Regions from separate parts of the Homo sapiens genome. Here all the other regions are linked to region 1. Evidence: chromatin loops called from intact Hi-C (ENCODE). Cell type or tissue: heart left ventricle. All regions are shown on one strand. Region 1 has its middle 28 kb from the start of HMGN2. Region 2 has its middle 28 kb from the start of MIR1976. Region 3 holds the start of PIGV (phosphatidylinositol glycan anchor biosynthesis class V).

Region 1 (2,500 bases):
GGGCTCAGAAAGAATTATGAAAAGCAGCAAGCCTCCTTACTTGATACACAGACAACCTTGCTCAACCAACAGTGGCTTCATCCTACCTCCCCAGGGTACTTCCAGTAATTCCCTATGGTAGTGTTTTCCAGAATGGGACATGACTACAGCTGGGGGCCCTAGGTATTTTTTTTTTTTTTTTTTTGAGACAGTCTTGCTCTGTCGCCCAGACTGGAGTGCAGTGGCATGATATGGACTCACTGCAACCTCTGCCTCCCGGATTCAAGCAATTCTCCTGCCTCAGCCTCCCGAGTAACTGAGACTACAGGTGCGCACCACCACGCCTGGCTAATTGTTGTATTTTTAGTAGAGATGGGGTTTCACCATGTTGGCCAGGCTGGTCTTGAACTCCTGACCTCGTGATCCACCTGCCTTGGCCTCGCCTTGGCAAAACCCCGTCTCTACTAAAAATACAAAAATTAGCCAGGCGTGGTGTCTCGTGCCTGTAGTCCCAGCTACTTGGGAGGCTGAGGCAGGAGAACGGCTTGAACCTTGGAGGCGGAAGTTGCAGCGAGCCGAGATCATACTGCTTAACTCCAGCAAAAAGAAAAAAAAGAAAGCTGGGGCTGCGCGCGGGGGCTTATGCCTGTAACCCCAGCACTTTGGGAGGACAGCCTGGCCAACAGAGCGAGACCCTATCTCTATTTTTTTTTAAAAAAATAACAAAACAAAAAAAGCTGGTTGGTTGTTGGGAGGCCTGGCTGCTTTTGGGAAGGATAATCCTCGTCCACACCAAGGTGATTCAGTGAGCAGGGTGAGGGCAGATGCTGGGTGTCCACGCCCCGGCCCCACAGCAGCCAGAGGAAGATACCAGCCCGCGCACCCGTCGCCATGGCAACCTCAACCCCACTCCTGGACCCTAGCTCGGAAGGGGGCAGGGTATCGAAAGCCGATCGCCAGAGGCTCCTCGGTGCCTCGTGCGAGTCCCCGCCGTCAGCCCCGAGGAGCCTCCTGGCACCAAGCAGGCGCTGCCCCCTTCGGCCACACGGTGGCGGCGCAGAGCCGAGCTCCGCGCCCCACCTGGGAGGCGGCGCCCGCGGGATGGGGCTCCTCGGCCCAGCTCCCCAGCCTCGACAAGGATACGGCCCGACATCCAGGCCAGGAGCGTCGCTGGGGCTTAACCGCCGTTCCCCAAGGCGCCCCTCCACTCCTCCAGCGGGCTCCCGCATCCCCCATTATCCGGCGGACCCCAACCCCTGCTCACGTGACTCGCCCGCCACCCTCGAAGAACTCTCGTGGGGCCGCCCCGCCCTGCCGCAGGTCACGCGCTGCGCACCTGGAGGGCATCTGGCCAGCCGCCAGCTAGAGCCTGCCCCTGCTCAGGCTCGGCTCAACCCGGGCCCGCGCCTGCTCCGAGCCCAGGAAGAGCGTCCTGTCCAGCTCCCAAGTGCGCCGGCCCGTGGGGAAGGAGGCGGGAGTGGGCTCCAGCGGTGCGGCCCTCGCTCCTCCGACCCGGGGCCCTCTCCACCTCGGGGGAAGAAAGAGGCCTCTGCCTCCGCCTCCTTCCCTGAGCGCTGCCACCCTCACTCCGGCCCTCTGACCGCGGGTCCCGGACATTGCGCTTAGGGGTCGCCTTGCAGGGCCAGAGAAGCTGGCAGACCACGCGCGCGCACGTGCCGGGGCGGGGCGTCACCGGGGGCGGGGCCTGGAAGGGCGGGGTCGGCGGGCTCGGGTTCCCGCGGGGCGCGCGCGGGGTGACGGGAGCCGGGACTACGCGGAAGTGGGGGTAGGGGCCGCGGGACGGGGAGGGGCGTCCCCAGTACCCGCGAGTGGCTTCAGGGAGCGCAAGGCCAGCTGAGTCTGGGCGCTGGATGGGCGGCCTTGGCATTAGGTCCAGATTTGGGTCCTAAGTACTGTGCCCAACCGGCCCGAGGGGAAGGGGGAGGAGACAGGAACCGCGCCCATTTTCCGGATCAGGTTCTTGGAACCAGCCCGGAAATCCTGGGACTCAATCTGGGGGCCAGATCTGGAGGCGATGGTTTTTCTAGAGACGGGCTGATGCAGCCCCAGTATGCCGTCGCACTCATTTCCCACATTCCAGGAACGGTCCAGGTCTGCCCTTCAGCGGTTTGGGAACTCCGCGACGACTCCCTCTCTCCACAACTGCAGGGTGGGCCGCGCTCTGAAAACCTGGCAAAGCGATGGGGGTCCCTCAGAGCCCCTCCTTCATATTCAGTTTCAAAAGGATTTGGCATTGGGGAAACCTTGGGACCTCAAGCCACATGGAGAAAGAGCTCCAGGTCACAAGGGCTTGGACCTGAGGGCACCTCGGCTGGCTCCTTTCTCGTGCAGTCTTTGCAAAAGAGGACCAGGTGGTGGCCAGAAGGGCACTTTGAGGGCTGAAGAGCTCAAACTGCACAGGGATAGGACCGAGGTGCAGAGTCCTTGGGGCCCTTTTTTTTTCTGTCATATCTTGTTTTGCCATTCGGCCTGGAAATACCTGGAAATTCTTCCTGCCTGT
Region 2 (2,500 bases), 82 kb after region 1:
CATGGTGGCTCATACCTGTATTCCCAGTACTTTGGGAGGCTGAGACTGGCGGATCATTTGAGGCCAGGAGTTTGAGACCAGCCTGGCCAACATGGCGAAACCCCATCTATTCTAAAAATACAAAAAATGAATAAATAATTAGCCAGGCGTGGTGGCAAGTGCCTGTATTCCAGCTACTTGGGAGGCTGAGACACGAGAATCACTTGAACCTGAGATGCAGAGACGGCAGTGAGCCGAGATCGTGCCACTGCACTCTAGCCTGGGTGACAGAGTGAGACTCTGTCTCAAAATAAAATAATAAAATAATAGCCGGGCACAGTGGCTCGCGCCTGTAATCCCAGCACTTTGGGAGGCTGAGGCGGGTGGATCACCTGTGGTCAGGGGTTCGAAACCAGCCTGGCCAACATGGCGAAACCCCATCTCTACTAAAAATACAAAGTTAGCTGGGCATGGTGGCGCATGCCTGTAATCCCAGTTTCTTGGGAGGCTGAGGCGGGAGAATCGCTTGAACCTGGGAAGCAGAGGTTGCAGTGAGCCAAGATTGCACCACTGCACTCCAGTCTGGGCAACAAGAGTGAAACTGTCTCAGAAAAAATAAATAAATAAATAAATAATAAAGAGGAGAGAGCGTGTGAAGTGTGTACGGAGCTGCTCAGTTATAAGCAAACAACATGAGGACGTGGGAAGCAGGCTAGAGTAGTGTGGTTAAGTGCAGACCTGGGATTAAGCTGTCCTGGTTTTGTTAAACTTTTTTTCTTGAGGGACAAACAACCCTGGCTTACAATCCAACTTTGACCACTTGCTTGTGGATCTTGGGCAAGCCATTTAATCTCTCTACCTTGATTTACTCATATGATTCATTTATTTATTTTTTAGAGACAGAGTCTTACTCTGCCTTGTCACCCAGGCTGGAGTGCAGTGGTATGATCATGGCTCACTGTAACCTCGACCTCCCAGGTTCAAGCAATCCTCCCACTTCAGCCTCCTCAGTAGCTTAGACCACAGGCACGGACTAACATGCCTGGCTAATTTTTATTTTATATTTTATTATTTTATTTTTTTGTAGAGCTGGGTTCTCACCATGTTGCCTGGACTGGTCTTGAACTCCTGGGTTCAACTGATCCTCCTGCCTCAGCCTCCCAAAACCTTGCGATTACAGGTCTGAGCCAATACGCCTGGCCTTCTCACCGGTTTAAGTAGAAGGAATCATATCCAGAACCTGGACAGGTCAGCTCATTTAAGCATCCTTGCCCCATGAAAAGAGGGAGCCCTTTCATTATGACCTTTACTCTCTTTCCAGAACCTCTCTCTGAGTTATAACTCATGTTTATGACTCAGTCTGAGACTTCTTTTTATAATTTCCTCTGTTTCTCTTCCCTTCTTCTGCTCCCCACCACCCCCGCCCGCTGTGGGCTGAGTTGAGAAACCGAGGGGTGATGACACATGTTGGAGCTGGGCATGAGGCCTGCACTTAGGATGGGCCTGGGGTCACTCATCCGTTGCAGAATCTTCTTTCCAGACCTGGACTTGGGCAAAGTCATTCCTGCAGTCGTTAGGAAGCTTTTCAGCTACTGGGTCCTTTGTGGGCTTCTGTGAGTGGGGGTTGGAATCAGAAGACACAAATGAGGTCAAATCTCAACAGCAGCCATCACTAACTATATGATCTTGGGCAAGTCACTTGGCCTAAGTCTTATTTCCCTCATCTGCAGACCATCATCAGAGAGTCATGGAGGAGATAAAAAGAAACAATGAGGATAAAGGCTCTGGCAGGAATCCGATCCAGAACAAATGATGGCTGAATTGCAAGAATGCTTGATAGAACCTTCAGGCCTAAGTGAGATGCTCCAGAACCAAGGGATCTTAATTCAGGGCCCATGGCATCCCAGGCATGGGGATATATGTAAAATGACCTGTATATCTTCCTGGGAGGAGAGGGTACAGGGTTTGTCATCAGATTCTCAAAGGAATTCAAGATCTCCTAGATGTTAAGAAACATTTTATCCAGGGGAGCAGATAACACTTTTACTTTTCAAGCATGTAGAACAGCAGTCCTGCCACAGCACTGTGCGATAGTTCTTTCAGTAGACTTAACGTTCCAGGCTGGGCACGGTGGCTCACACCTGTAACCCCAACACTTTGGAAGGCCAAGGTGGGTGGATTGCTTGAGCCCAGGAGTTTGAGACCAGCCTGGGCAACATGGTGAAACCCCCTCTATACCAAAAATACAAAAATATTAGTCAGGCATGGTGGGGTGTGACTGTGGTCCTAGCTATTTGGAAAGCTGAGAAAAGCTGAGGTGGGAGGATCCCTGGAGCCAGGGAAGTTGACGCTGCAGTGAGCTGTGATTGTGCCACTGCACTTCAGCCTGGGTGACAGAGAGAGACTAGGCATTAAAAAAAAAAATTAAATTAAATTTAAAAAACACAAAAATTAAAAACTTATGTTCCAGACACGGAAGATACTAAAATGAGAGCAATTGGCTTCTTGACTTTCTGGAGCA
Region 3 (2,500 bases), 290 kb after region 1:
TGTGGACAGAGGGAACCCTGAGAATGCATGTCTTTTTTCCCCTTGTGAATTTACAGAGCAAGGACAGTTCATTTCTCAGTTTTGTCTTTGCAGAGAGAGTGCTGCTTGGAGCCTCATGGTGGACTTCTAGAGATTCAAGTCACAGCCTTAGGCCCCAGTCACAAGTGTGTCCCCAGGCTTTGCCACGTTACTCACAGGCCTCTGGAGCTGAGAACAAGTGCGTGGCACTGAAAAACCTGGGGGAAGGGCCATGAAACTCCATTTTTTCCCCCTTCTCCAACACACAACGACTAAATATGATTTGCCTTTTCTCCACCTTGCACACAACAGATATCTGAAGGCAATTTAGGTCTCAGGGCCTGAAATGAGTTACAGAGTCAAGAGATACAGTCCCAGGCCCCCACAGACTGATGTGGGCTGGTCTTCGCCTGGAGAGGTAGCAACCATCTCTTTGTTCCCACCCACATGAGTAGCCGTTGCAGAAGATAAACCCCTCCCTGAGCCAGGCTGTGGCCAGAGGCTAACCCGGCCCCTGGCTTCGTTTGGAGGGCAGATAACTGAAACCACATAAGGCTTTGGAATCCTGAGAAACAAGAAATCCACCAACGGAGAAGGATTTATCATCTGTTTCCTTTAAGGAGGGTGCAAAGTTGTTCTAACAGTTTCCGTTACAAGGGTACAAACTGGCCGCTCCCCCCAATAGACGGTTTTGTTGAGTTCGCCTCTTTTTTTTTCTTCTTTTTTTGGCCCCACTTCCTATGAGAGAAACTGCTTGGGTGAGGGAGGTGAAAGGAGCCCTGGAGGGTGTTCTCTGAGGTTTTCTTCACCATCCTCATTAGCCACCTGAGGTGGGGCTGAGGACTAAAGTAGGACAGAAGGTCTCTGGTAGATAGAGGAGGGGAAAATCAGGGGGATCCCCCACTTTCTTCACACCCAGGACGCAGGGTGCCGCTGCCGGCCACAGAAACCCCAAGAATGTTTTTCTTTGGCTATTCAGAGGACATCTATTGTGTGTCAGGCCCTGTGCTGAGCTGTTGTTGCCTGACAGCAGGAAGAGCGCGGCTCTGGTTTCTGTGAAGAGGCTGCGGGTCAGCCTCCGACTACAAGAGCCTCGGCCCACACCGGGAACTCAGTGAACGTCAGCGGGAGCTGGGGCAAGAGCACTGACTCTGAGACAGCAGCCTCCGCTCACTATTTGAAGGCGGGGTGGCGGGGGGCCTTGAAGGAGAGCGAAGTGCGAGAGAACTCTTCAGGTGTCACCAAGGTGGGAAGGTGCTACGAGGCGAGGCGCCGAGCGGCGACCCCCATCCCGCTCGCCCGGAGTCAACATGGCCGCCGCGCAGGGAGGCGGGGCTGCTCCAAGTCCGGGCAGGAGCGGGGCGGGGACGCCGTCGGCGGAGCCAGCGCGCAGGCGCGGGCCGCGTGGGCCCCGGATGGAGGAGCTGAGGTTCGGTCCCCGCCGGGGAGGTCGGGACGGGCAGGGGCTGAGGACCCCGCGCCAGCTTGGGAGCCCTGGAGTTCTGGCGGGAGGGAAGCTGTCAAATGGAAGCCGGTAGAAATGAGACAGACGCCCGGAGAAGCGGGGAGCCCCGCCCCTCCGCCATAGCAGCCTCGGGCGCCGCCTCTTCCTTTCCAGCCTCCCGCCCTCGTCTGCTTCCGGCCCTGTGGCCTGGTGGGGCTCTGCAGGCTCCCTCGGGAGTGGTCCTTGGGCCGTGGCCCCTCTGGGGTGAGCGTGGATGATTAGTACCCAGAAGGGACTGTGTCCAAAAGGAGCCGGCCAGAAACGGGTTGCGGACACGGCTGGGCTGACAGAAGGCAGCCCCCACGAGGCCTTTGGCTCTGAGGACCCTGGGTCAGAGCGACTTCTCCAGCCTGCGCAGGGGGTGTTAGTCTTACCCAGAGGGTCCAGAGCTGCCGTTCAACAGGATGTCCCAGATTCTCAGATAGGGCCCAACTACCCTAAGCATACCTAGCAAGGGCAGGCTGCGGCATGGAAGTACTGGGCTAGGCGTTTGGGTGACCTGGGTCATAATCCTGGCTCGGAAAGGGCGCGTACCCTTTGGCGAGGGATGCGGGCTGGTACCGTGAGGTTTAAGAAGCAGAAAACATGACAGCCTCTTTAAGTAGCCCTGGGTACGTCACTTGACCCCAGTGAGCCTCAGTTTCCATATCCATAAAATGGCGATGGTAATTATACTAGCCTCACAGTGTCTGATGAGATCTCTGGAGCCTATTTATCTCACGGGAAAATTTTTGAAGAGTGAAACTAGTTGATCTGTAAGTGTCCTGCCAGTTAAGAGTCTGTGATTTGGCAAAGGGGTTGTTGGGAAGTGAGGTGGGCAATTAGCTGAGAGGGAGAATTGACTAGCTTTGTTTTTACTTGGTTTACCTGTAAGCAAAGTGTGGGCTACACACATCTGTAGTCGCTGAGGCTAGAGCTTGACTCGAGAGAGGAAAGGAAGAATGCAAGCATGGTCAAGTGGCAGAGGTGGGTTAGGTG

What was found. Peaks named below come from ENCODE experiments on the same cell type or tissue, not always from the same donor. Only the 100,000 strongest peaks of a DNase experiment are listed, where the experiment ranks them.
Region 2: a loop joins it to region 1, with 2.5 times the contacts of the local background. A loop is called at or near these places in 16 of 110 quality-filtered maps.
Region 3: a loop joins it to region 1, with 18 times the contacts of the local background. A loop is called at or near these places in 41 of 110 quality-filtered maps.

What each region holds. Positions count from the first base shown.
Region 1 is chr1:26,499,331-26,501,830 of GRCh38, forward strand. No RefSeq gene overlaps it. Among named protein-coding and RNA genes, the nearest start is that of HMGN2, 28 kb to the left of the region's middle. RefSeq lists silencers at 954-1,133, 1,344-1,833 and enhancers at 2,014-2,083, 2,043-2,500, 2,114-2,173. In heart left ventricle, CTCF peaks have their summits at 1,022 (motif pointing right) and 1,237; DNase peaks (open chromatin) are centred at 1,051 and 1,711; H3K4me3 peaks cover 1,827 bases; H3K27ac peaks cover 1,418 bases.
Region 2 is chr1:26,581,549-26,584,048 of GRCh38, forward strand. No RefSeq gene overlaps it. Among named protein-coding and RNA genes, the nearest start is that of MIR1976, 28 kb to the left of the region's middle. RefSeq lists an enhancer at 1,388-1,457. In heart left ventricle, no CTCF peak of the experiment used is centred here; a DNase peak (open chromatin) is centred at 1,427.
Region 3 is chr1:26,786,543-26,789,042 of GRCh38, forward strand. PIGV (phosphatidylinositol glycan anchor biosynthesis class V) reads left to right here and starts at 1,408. Exons shown (of 4, transcript NM_017837.4): 1 at 1,408-1,726. RefSeq lists enhancers at 178-327, 848-1,287, 1,334-2,160, 1,848-2,047 and a silencer at 1,338-1,547. In heart left ventricle, no CTCF peak of the experiment used is centred here; DNase peaks (open chromatin) are centred at 529, 1,399, 1,639 and 2,019; H3K4me3 peaks cover 2,500 bases; H3K27ac peaks cover 2,500 bases.